Regions from separate parts of the Homo sapiens genome. Here region 1 is linked to region 2. Evidence: chromatin contacts called from ENCODE Hi-C or POLR2A ChIA-PET data. All regions are on one chromosome and are shown on one strand. Each heading gives the region's core, a stretch centred on a gene start or an enhancer-like site at or near the end of the contact. The rest is flanking DNA. Distances are from core to core; before and after follow the strand shown.

Region 1 (5,990 bases), core at 1,673-4,172, 36 kb before region 2:
ACTTTGGAGTTATCTCTGAGACATGTAAAACTCATCACTTCTGATGAGCAGTTCCTTTTACCTGTGACCTGAGTCTTCTTGCAATCAGGGGAGGTAGTATAGCCTTGTGATTAGATGATGGCCATAGAGTTTGACTGTTGGGTCCCGAGGCTTAGCCCTACCATGTTACACAAGTTCCTTAAGTTTTCTTTACCTCAATTTTCTCATCTTAAAGTGGGATGATAATAGTACCTACATCATACTTTCATCATTTTGTGGTGACCAAAAAAGTGCTTAGAGTGGTACCTAGCACATCTTAAGCCCCCATAATTGTTACCTTATTAGTGGTTCTATGATTTTAAATTAAGTCAATAAAGCTCTGCAAATGTAATGAGTTTTTACAATTAACCTAGAAGCTCACATCTTCTTTTTTTGAAGTTGGTGATGGGACTGTTCCAAACCCATGTTTAGAATCTATCACACTAGTTCCTCAGGAGATGTTTTCAAAATAACAATGATATATAAAAGGAAAAAAAAAAAACCACTGGAAAAAATGTAAGGTTTAAAAGTGTCCTTGCTGGGAAGCCTTTGACAGAAATAATTGTTGAGAAATCTTCCACTGAGGAATCTTTGAGGTGGGAAGGGTTTGCTGCCTCATGCACTTGACTGCTGTCCTGACTGGGATTGGCACCGTGACACTCTAAGATTCCAGGGGTAACTCTTTTTCAGAGTGTAGTCTGAAATACTGAAAACTTGTGACTCCCTCAGCGTTATTCTGTTTAGAATTATTCTTGTTGAAATGCCTTAAGTTATTATTGGTTTAGTAGCAAGCCATGCTAGGTGCTGATTCACTACTTAATAAGAAAGTTCCCTGAGTTACATTTAGTTAAAATGGCAGAAAGCCAAAGGGAGCACTTCCTTTTATGCAGAGTTTGATTATGCTTTATTTTTAAAAATCACATTCTTCCCCATTCCCAGCCAACGAACAACACTATTCATTCTGAAATAAGAAAATGAAAGAATTTTGAGAAGTCACACAACATTGCTGTAAATTTCATTTTTTTTTTTTACTAATAAAACAGATGCTTCTTTCTCAGAGATGGGTTTTCACTTTCAACATGCGTCATAGCATCTGATTTTCTGAGCCATCTTGGGAAATGGAGTCTTTCCTAATGTCATTGAATGTGGTCAAAGCTATCTACAAAGCAGAGACAGTAGGCTCTTGGTGAATCAGTTTGGGAAATTCACAATTAAGCAGTCTCAGGGAGTGAAATTCCGGGGTCTGATGAGACTGTGGAAACCATGTGGTACTGTAGGGAGAGCACAGGTTTGGATGCCAGACAAATATCTAAATCTAACCCTAATCCACTGCTTATAAGCTTAGTGATTGTTGCACAAGTTGTTTAGCTTCTCTGAGCTTAGATACCTCATCTGTAAAATGGGAATAATACCTTCTTTTTAGTGTAATTCTGAAGAATAATGAAATCACAGTATAATTGGTTAAGAATTCAGGCTGCAGACTGAATCCAGGGGCCATTACTTAACATCGTATGATCTTTGGCAAGTTACTTAGCCTCTTTGTGCCTCAGAATCTCATCTGTAATCTATAAAATGGGGATAATGATCATACCTAGCTCACAAGGACTGCTGATTAAAAGCAGTAATCTGTGAAAGATACTCAGCACAAATCAGGGCCCAAATTTTGTGCTCAGCTAATGTTAGCTATTATCAAAACTTATGTAAAATATTTAACACAGTTCCTGCATATAGTAGAAACTTAATACATTAACTCCTGTCTTTTCCTCAGGACCCATGAGATTATTTGAATGACTGCCACAGCTTCTGTCCCCACTCATGTCATCCTGACTTGAACCAAAATGCTTGATTTTGGGTTGTTGCATGGCCTTGATTATTGCACCAAATAAAAGTATCAAAGATTCTCTGACTTCTACCGTGTATCCTGAAGAAAAGACAAATGAAAACACTATGGCTTTTGTTATTTACTTCCAAGAAGAACATTTTTCTGTTTATTCTTAGAATGTGAATTTTTTTTTTCAACTCAGGGCCAAGTACAAACTTTTGATTTTTGAAATTTTTTCAACTCAGGGCCAAGTACAATCTTTTGATTTAAAAATTTTTTTTCATGAACAAACCATCAGTAGTTATTAAGGAGCCCAAGAAATAGGAGATGTGAAAGCAGGATTTCTTTGTGTTTCCTTTGAATGTTGTTATTTTGAGTATTATCATTATCAGGTAGAGGAAGAAAGGTAGGCTGGGAAGTAGGTCCTTATGATATCTTGACTATGGATCCCAGATTTACATTTCACCTGTCACAGAGCACACATAATTTAGATAAACATGTCAAGAATGACATAAACAGAGGTAAACACAAGGAGCTTTACATTTGGAACCAAAAAATAAAAATTAGAAAAATTATTACCTATATTAATAACAAAAAAATTACTTAAACTCTAGGACCCTGTAGGAGTCTAGCTTTCTCCCCTGTATACTTGGGATGCACTTTATTGGCTGGCAAACCTTTGATAAAATCAGAAGTTTGAGAAATGTTTGACAGGACTTGATATTTAAAATTAAATTTCTCTTTATTCAATTGCCTCTGAGTAGTGCTGTGATTTCCAAGTGCCAGGTAGTTAGGTGTACAAATATACATACCACAGAAACATACAGTTTTTAAAAAAATTAAGAAACTGGCTGCATCTGACGACATCAAGAAAAAAGATAATTCTGATTCAAGGGCTTCTCCAGAAGATGGGGTTTCATTGGCATGACGCTCATAGGATGACCTGTCATTTTTGTACTATTTTTTCTAGAACCATAGAGGGATGACAGTAACTGGCTTCTTAGAGCAATTTTGCCTGGTGTCTGGATCCTGTGGGAATTTATTAGCCTGCTTTGTGGCCCTTGGCCAACCCTGGTAGGACATCTAGAGAAGAATTCAATTCTGCTTTTTCCCAGAATAATTGTTGACTAACTCGGCAACACCAAAGTGTCACAGGCATCTTTGTGTCCCCCAGAGTCCAATGATATGTGGACCCAAGACCAGCGAGGGTCATGTTTCTGGGAATACAGTGTTGGTTCTTAGAATTTATATATTTTTTCTCATGAACTTATAAAAATGTTTAAAAACAAACTCAACAACCCTGATTTTAAAGAGAATGAGCACACGCCCCACGACTTCCCTCTAGAAGCATTTTAAGCATTTAGCTTTTCAAAAAACAATCATTTCTTTTTGATGACCATGACTTCAAATGCCCTGCCTGCTGGGCCAGTTGTGACTCATCAAATAGCAACTGATTTCAATAATTCACCCTTAGAATGGGGGTGCTTGCAGGAGCCCTAGTTTATAACTGGATGAAATGATACGCAGCCAAGGGCCTTTATTTGAGAAATTAAATCTAAACGCAGACACTAACAGCCATGTGTCTTCTGCTCTTAGGAGGGTTTACTGTGAAAGAGCCACACAGAGTGTTCGACATGCCTCTTAGCAGCCGAATGACCTTCAAAGTTCTTTAACCTTGTAACTGCAAATAGGAAAATGGTCTCACATACGTTAGTCTACCCCCTTTCAATGTAGATCAGGTGTTTTTTTTTTTTTTTTGGACATCTCAGATGTGACTCTTGCTGCCAGGCTAGAATTTAGGCTATGTGATAATTCTCAGCTGTCCTACAATGCCTGCTTCTTGAAAGAAGTCGGCACTTTCTAGAATAGCTAAATAACCTGGGCTTATTTTAAAGAACTATTTGTAGCTCAGATTGGTTTTCCTATGGCTAAAATAAGTGCTTCTTGTGAAAATTAAATAAAACAGTTAATTCAAAGCCTTGATATATGTTACCACTAACAATCATACTAAATATATTTTGAAGTACAAAGTTTGACATGCTCTAGAGTGACAACCCAAATGTGTCTTACAAAACACGTTCCTAACAAGGTATGCTTTACACTACCAATGCAGAAACTGTGTTTGTTTTCCTCTCTAAAAAACAGGATGTGTCAAAATGATAAATATTCTAAGATTAAAGTGGCAATGCTCAGATTCCCAATCTTACCAGTTCTGGGATTCACTCTGCCCTCCTAGAAGACTGAGGGGAATATGCTGTACTTACATGTCCATGGAACCTTCCTTCCTCCTAGAATCCCAAGCGTTATGCAGATTCATTATAGCACAACATTCCCGTCAGGAAGAGAGGTTTGACACATGATTAAGGGGAAACTTGTGGAAAGAGAAATGTTTAAGGTCCTGCAGAAAGTCAGTGACTGTAATGACCTTTTTCATTTATATTCCAGTGCCTGTATTTAAACCATGCAGTGGATTTGGGATAATATACATAAGGCACCTAACATAACATAGGAACTCGTAAATGATTGTCGCTCTTGAGCTGGCAATGAAAACCGACTTCGTGGATGCTCTGCCTAGAAATTATGCTAAGGACAAAGGAAGAGGCAAAGTCCTAAAAACTAAACAAAAACTGCCTCCCTACACCTCATAACCAGCGGACCAACCAATCAAGCTAATACCAACACAGCTAAGGCAACAACACTCAGATTGAAAATGTACCCCATGGGAGGGAGGCTGACGTCTGGAGGTCTAACTCTCCCTTCTGTCACACTGACATCACTTCCTTGGCCCCAACCTGAAAGGTGGCACATATAGCCCCTGGTGGGCAGACAGGGAAAGCAAATTCCTCTTACTCCAGGGAGCTGGTTAGTCCTTCTTCCTCCCACTTCCCATCTCCCTCAGAGTGAGGTCAGACTTTGTTGTGGATATTGTTTTGGAGAACTTCCACCCTCTTCTATAAAGTGGGACTGTATGGTCCAAGATGAGACCTATGCTGCCAGTGCCCAGCTGAAGTTGTAGATGCTTTTACTGCATGCCTGACATGCCTCTTACAAGGTTTTGGAGAACTCCAAATAGTCCTAGGATGACCAGAAGGCATAGTCATGTTATTTGCATCTTTAGTTATCAACTCCAAATAGTGGCTCTGCTAAGATTGCCACCTGTCCAACAGGAAATGGAAAGAAAACACTTCTCATTCCTGCATACCACACCACTAGACAACTGGAAATACTTCTGGGTCATTACCATCCTAGGATACTTTTAAGCCGATGATCTCAAACCGACTACCTGTGTGTTCCATGTCTTTCCTCTAATTCATGCCGCTCTTTAAATGCTATGTTAAGAATGCAAAGCTATAAAAATGATCTTTTTTCCTGCTGCACCATAAGAAGCCTTTTTTGGTTGTTCTATTAGAAAAGAATTCAAAATGCAAGCATTCAACAGATTTCCTTTGCAGGGAACAAGTAATACAAACAACTGTGTTATATAATGAATAGATTGCTTTTTTCCTTTATCCTGTATTAATCTTAATTGGTTTCCCAAAAAGGCAAATAAGAGACCAAGCTACATCCTGTGGTTGTAACCTCTAGGTAAATTTCCACCAAAAGCAATGAAAGATTTTCCAGAGAAAAAGCAGAAGAATCAGCCCCATTGTTCTGCAGCTGACTTAATTCTCCTCTTTATGTTTTAGAAATACCTAAGGATTACAGTTTTACAATGTATGGAGAAATAGATATGCTAACAACAATGAAATTGTTGTGGGAGCCATATAGAGAAATATCAGAGAAATTATTTAGATCAGAATAGCTCATACAAGGAAGATTTTTTTAAAATATGGACATTGAACAGATAAAGGAGACAGTAATATTTTAATAGGATAGTGAAAAATATAGCAGATTGACAGTGACAGCAGAAAAAGAGCAGGAATACAGATATTTTCAGAAGATTAAAATGGTACTGTGTACCCTCAAACCAGGCAAGTTTTTCTGAGAGGTCTCTAAACATATCTCCTGCATAGAGTAGATGATTTTTCTTGGAGCTGTCATAAATGCTTTATAGTTCTCTACATTAATTCATGTCGAATATTTTCCATGGTTGGTCAGACTCAGACTTAAAATAGATCTGAGAAAGGTCTTCAGGTTTACTTTCAGTACC
Region 2 (5,855 bases), core at 1,225-3,724:
TGTGACTAATACAGCAGTGGACTAATACAGCAAGACAAAAAGATAAAAATAAAAGGAAAAAGCTAAGAAAATTAGAGAGGATGCATACAAATGGTTCAACAGCTAAATAACAGAAATTCCAGAATGAGAAAACAGAAAACAAAACGAATAAGTCATCAAATAATTCAAGAAAATTTCTTATAATTGAAGGCAAGCATTGCTGGATATAAAGGGCCTATACAATAGAGGAAAATATACTCAAATCAATAGCCTAGAATGCTATACCCAGATAAATTATCAATTAGGTGGGAGGGTAGAATAAAGATGGTATCAAATATACCCAGTCTTAAAAAATTCAGCTCTCATCACTTGTTCTTAGGAAGCAAATGGAGGAAGGGAACCACAAAAAAGAGGAAGAAAAACCAAAGAAATAGGGAATCCAACTTGAGAGAGAAAAGAGAAATCCCCAGGATGATTAAGAAGAGACTCCAGGAAGATAGCTGTGCACCTGGCAGAGAGTCACCAACTTAAATTAGAGGAGGGTAGAAGACTCCAGGAAAGATGGCTACAAAACCAATGACATTGGCCCAGCACAGTGGCTCACAGCACTTTGGGAGGCCGAGGCCGGTGGATCACAAGGTCAGGAGATCGAGACCAGCCTGGCCAACATGGTGAAACCCCATCTCTACTAACAATACAAAAATTAGCCAGGCGTGGTGGTAAGCACCTGTAGTCCCAACTACTTGGGAGGCTGAGGCAGGAGAATTGCTTGAACTGGGGAGGCAGAGGTTGCAGTGAGCTGAGATCACGCCGTTGCACTCCAGCCTGGGTGACAGAGCAAGACTCCATCTCAGAAGAAAAAAAATGACATTGATAGCACTCCTGATATATTTTAAAATACCAGGAGGACAGTTAGATGGAGTGAGTTTGGGGATGAACTAATGACAAATACTTAGAAAACTAAAATCTTAAAAAGAAAGACAGTTGTCAATTATCAGGAGAAAATAATTTATGCAGGAAAGGAAAAAGTATTCCTAACATACTACCTGGCTAAGCTTAATAATCTAAGCACTGAATAGTGATTCAATCAAAATATAATTATATTGGGAGGATGGGGGGCACTAGGTAATCATATGAGCTTGAAGTAGGGACTGGAGAAGGGTAACAGAACTATTTATCTTCATCTTCCGTTGTGACATAACAATGAATAATTTTTACAACTGAGAAAAATCAAGAAATCACACAGATGTATATTTTAGAAATAAGAAAACTAGACAAAGGTAAACACAGATGTATATTTTAGAAATAAGAAGAAAACTAGACAAAGGTAAACACAGATGTATATTTTAGAAATAAGAAGAAAACTAGACAAAGGTAAAAAGAATATGTTTTGCTTTTGGGAAATCTAAAATTGATGGTTTTTCATAAAACGTATTCTAGAACTATTTGACTCTTTAAACTAGGTATATGTAACTTTGATAAAGAATAAGAACTAAATTTTAAAAAGCGTCATGGCTTTTCAATAAATCCTTGCATTTTTGATATTTTGGCTTCCCGGTATACTGGATTTGAGTGACCTGTGAATTTAAACTTAAACTCTGGACAAATAAAAGTTGCCTTGACTTTCTAAAAGTTCTGCTGTAGAATATTAAATAATCTATGTGCTATGGACATGAAGGGTTAAATAGCTACTTACCTATTTCTTCAGTTAACAATGAGTATCTACTTAAGGACAATATTAAAGTGCTGTTTTTATTTCAGTATCTGTCCTTAGTCTAGAAGTCAGTATCTAAATATAAATATATATAAATGTATCTGTGTCTCGTGTACAAGGCTATGTTTGATTTAAGATTTTGAGGTGGAGAAGCAATTTTTCTTTCTCTCTTCCATTTTTTTTCTGTCAATTGATCCATTCTTCTTTTAACTATGTATGGAAGGGCCATAGGGCTAGGACACTGCACAGGTTCAAGGGGGCATGGCCACATTAGACACATGTTAATGGCACCCCCCATGGGGCACAAAGCCAAGGAGAAAACGAACAGTGGGTATGAAAATGGAGAGACTTTTTACCTCTTGAGGGGAAAGTGTGAGGGTAGAAAGAACAGCCATGTGGAATAGAAATTCTATGATGGAGAGCTCAAATATAACTTCACTTCACTGCACTCATATGAAACTCTAGGCCTAATAGATTTGTGCCCCAGTGAATGGTTTCAGGTGGTTACAGATTTTCTAGACTTATGTCTCAGCAGATGTTGCGAGAGAGAAAAAAAGAAAAGAAAGAAAGAAAGAACAGCAGGAAGACATGGACCCTCTCTGCAAATGACATAATTGAATTCTAAGAAGTGGAATTAAAAGTTTTTGTTATTTCAACTTGTTAATCTTTGCTTCTTCTCTCTCCTGTCCACCTCCCTTCCCCTTTCTCCTGGAATCCAGCCCTGGCAACTCAGATAGCGATGAGGTCATGGGCTTCAAAATATGGCCATGGTATGAAGGTGGCAGCACAAATTTTTAAACAACATTTCAGCACCATGCCACATTGCCGAGAAGGAAGCCTGTGTAATGTGAGCAACTATAGCTCATGCTATTTTATTAATCCTGGGTGGTGATCCCTGGGGTTGTATTACTCGTGTGTGTCTGTTTCTCTCTGTGTGTCTGTGGGTGTCTTCTGCTGTTTTACATGACAGTCATCAGGAAGTCTTCCTCAGCTTGGACATATCAAAGGGAGGCGGGCTCTCATTTATTATTAGCAAGGTCTTTCACATTAAAAGCAAAGAAAGAGTGAAAGGAGAATGATCCTCTCAGACCCAGGAAAATGAAGGACAGGTTATCTCAGTGGGTTACAAGTGGTCTTTTTCCTTCACAAGGAAACAATGCCTCACATCTCACATCCCCTACCTGTGTCAGTGTCTTGCTTTTTATTACCTCATTAAGTCGCCAAACCTTGCTACCTGGTGGAAAAAGATTGATAGTGTGATAACAGGAAGGCTGTCTTGCTCACATTGCAACAGAGAGAGTGGCTCACATTGAACCATGATTGTGCCACTGCACTCCAGTCTGGGTAGCAGAATGAGACTCTGATTTACTTATTAAAGGAGAGTTGCTTTTTTCCCAGATAAACCCATGGTCAGGAGCTTCTTTCTGTTTAAAGGGCCTTTCCCTAAAGCTCCTTCAACTTTTCTTTTGCCAGCTTCTTCAGAGAACAAATGACTTCTTGGGCAAATACACGGTGGTATTGAACATCTCTACTTCAAAACCTTTAAAAAGTACCAGGCAATAGTGCAAAACCCTGAAGATGGTAGTAGATTAGAAGGAAACTGTTCTCTGTGTTCAGAATCTACCCTATGTGCCCCAGAATGTCCTTCTGTCTTCAAATATGATTTATCCTGCAAAGCCCAGATCAATGAAGCCCTTCACCTGATTATTCTCCTGTACTCCCCAGGAAGAGGTATTATTAGTCTATAAACTCAGTAAAAATTACTTTGCAGCCTTGGCAACATAGCAAGACCCCATCTCTACATAAATAAATACATGCATACATACATACATACATACAAGCTAGCTGGGTGCGGTGGTATGCACCTGTATCTCTCTTCTGGTACTTTATATTGTAATTATTAGATAATATATTATCTCTACTATCTTTACAAAAGCAGAAACCTTATTTTAATCTTATTATCCAGGCTGGGTGCCATGGTTCACGCCTATAATTCCAGCGCTTTGGGAGGCTGAAGCAGGAGGATCGTTTGAACCCAGGAGCTTGAGACCAGCCTGGACAACATGATGAAACCCCGTCTCTACAAAAAATTAAAAAAAAATTAGCTGGGCACAGTGGCACGTGCCTGTAGTCTGAGCTATTTGGGAGGCTGAGGTGAGAGGATCACCTGATCCTGGGAGGTGGAGACTGCGGTGAGCCATGGTGGTGCCACTGCACTCCAGCCTGGGGTGACAGAGTGAGACCCTGTCTCGAAAAACAAAAAAACTTATCCATCATGGTAAATGAGTAATAATAACAGCTAAACATTTCACTTTACATACATTATCTCTAATCCTCACAATAACCCTGAGAGGTAAAGGCTGTTAAATCCATTTTCCAGAAGACAAAACTAAATCTTTGAGATGTTACATGGCTTGCCCAAGATCACACGGTCAACAAGTGTCCAGCTCTGCTGACGTTTAAAGGACCTCCTGTGCTCTGCACATTCTAGTACAAGTTAGAAAGAAAAAACAAAACAAAAACAAAAACAAAAACAGAGTAAGAGAGAGAGGGAGGGAGGGAGTGGGGAGGAGGGATGGAGAGGAAGAAGAGTTAATCTCAAACTTTGATCCATTTATTGGAATAATACTTCACAGACTCACAAAGTTGCAGAGTTGTGAAAGATTGAAAACATTAAAACACCTACCCTCTATTTTTCACAGACAGAACAACTGAGATCCAGAGAAGTTAAGATCCCTGTTAAAGGTTGCACAGCAACTGACACAGCTGAAACTAGCACAGACCTCAGTGATCTTGAGTCACACTCTAAGGTGACTTTCTCTGTGAGATGTAACTTTTGAACCAGGCACTAAGATATTAATACTCATTTAAAACAGGATAGCAACTAATAGACATGTAAACTTGCCTGTTTTAACTCTGGTTTACTGAAATTCTCTGGCTCCTAAGAAGCAAGAATTACAATTTTTTAAAGTTTTCATGATTAATTTTCTCATCATCAGACACATAGAAAATACCTAAAATACACACGATATTACATGATATTACACGATAATATAATTCTCTTTTGTTTGTTCACCAGAAAGGAAACTTTGCCCTTAAAGTGTGTTTCACTGCTTAGCAGTCCTAGCAATACAAATAATGCTTCATCCTTGAGCGCTCTCTTAAATTCATACTTTCAAACAGCAAAAAGGCTGCAAAATTTAGAATATGACCAAGCCAGTGAAGTGTGCATATTAAAAATATATTTACATAATTCAAGGCCTTGTAATTTTCCTCAAATAACTGACACATACTTTTTGAAAAATGCGGTTATCAAGCAGTGCAGTTAACCAAGTCCTAGTCTCCCATCCTTACCACCCCCGTCAGAATCCTAACACTGTCTTCTCCAGGAAGCGCCCCTCTCCTTTCTCCTCAATTCCCCCAAAGCTATTTTACTGTCAGGAGTCAGGGACATCTAAGATCTTGGAAATAAGATAACAGGGCTTGCCTTGGAGGGTTAACTCTAAATCAACAGGTTGCCTATGAGAACAGAAATGTTTAAAGTTGCCTCATAAGTGGACTGAGCACAGAACAGAGCTGACTAATGGGAGGTATTAACATGTCTAAGGAAAGAATGTGTCTTTCTGAATGGGTTGTCTAGAAATAGAAATTAGAAAAGAGTCATAGACAAACAGTGCCCATAAAAGTACTGCCCAGAGAAGAAGGCAGCCAGACTAAAGATTTGCTCTGCCTGGTGCAAGTAACAGGTGCATTCAACTGCAGAGGTGAGCAGAGCAGGCATCCACTATTGAATCTTTCAACTCACAGACTTTGTTCTGATTTCACACTCACAAATCTAGCTTTACTAATAAATTTGGTTCCTAAGGGAAACTATCACACTGACCAGAAGATGCAGGTATTCAGTCTTATCAATATGTTTTTTCCCTCCCTCTGAAGCAAGAAACTAGAATTCTAGTTTAGCCTCAGTGTCCCGTGTCTTCAGGTAGCATGAGTATAGTATCCCTAGATATTGTTTGAACAATGACAAAACTGGTTTAGAATCTGCATATTTGAGAGTCAGCTGGGGACTATGCTACACTGACAAAGGTAAGGCCATCTTGAGAGATCTTATATCAGCCAGTCAATCAATGTTTCCCTACCTCATTACATTTTCTTTTAATTT

The links. Hi-C counts contacts between places; a loop is a spot of excess contacts on that map. ChIA-PET counts read pairs that join two places held with the same protein, here RNA polymerase II (POLR2A). Pooled maps may share reads with other maps.
Region 1: a loop to region 2 is called in a map of tibial artery, with 4 times the contacts of the local background. The contact joins two enhancer-like sites. A Hi-C loop is called at or near these places in 16 of 168 maps with a recorded cell type or tissue (CD14-positive monocyte, ascending aorta, chondrocyte and 9 more) and 8 of 50 pooled maps. POLR2A ChIA-PET finds 5 or more read pairs at or near these places in 5 of 52 experiments (AG04449, AG04450, BJ and 2 more).

What each region holds. Positions count from the first base shown.
Region 1 is chr4:119,033,428-119,039,417 of GRCh38, reverse strand. The region is part of intron 4 of SYNPO2 (synaptopodin 2); the gene reads right to left. Among named protein-coding and RNA genes, the nearest start is that of SYNPO2-AS1, 52 kb to the right of the region's middle. Within about 2 kb of position 2,922, at least 4 of the 41 ENCODE cell types and tissues checked have a DNase peak (open chromatin) inside an H3K27ac peak, as active enhancers do; they include gastrocnemius medialis, where a contact is called at or near this core.
Region 2 is chr4:118,997,255-119,003,109 of GRCh38, reverse strand. The region is part of intron 1 of SYNPO2 (synaptopodin 2); the gene reads right to left. Among named protein-coding and RNA genes, the nearest start is that of SYNPO2-AS1, 15 kb to the right of the region's middle. Within about 2 kb of position 2,474, at least 8 of the 41 ENCODE cell types and tissues checked have a DNase peak (open chromatin) inside an H3K27ac peak, as active enhancers do; they include gastrocnemius medialis, where a contact is called at or near this core.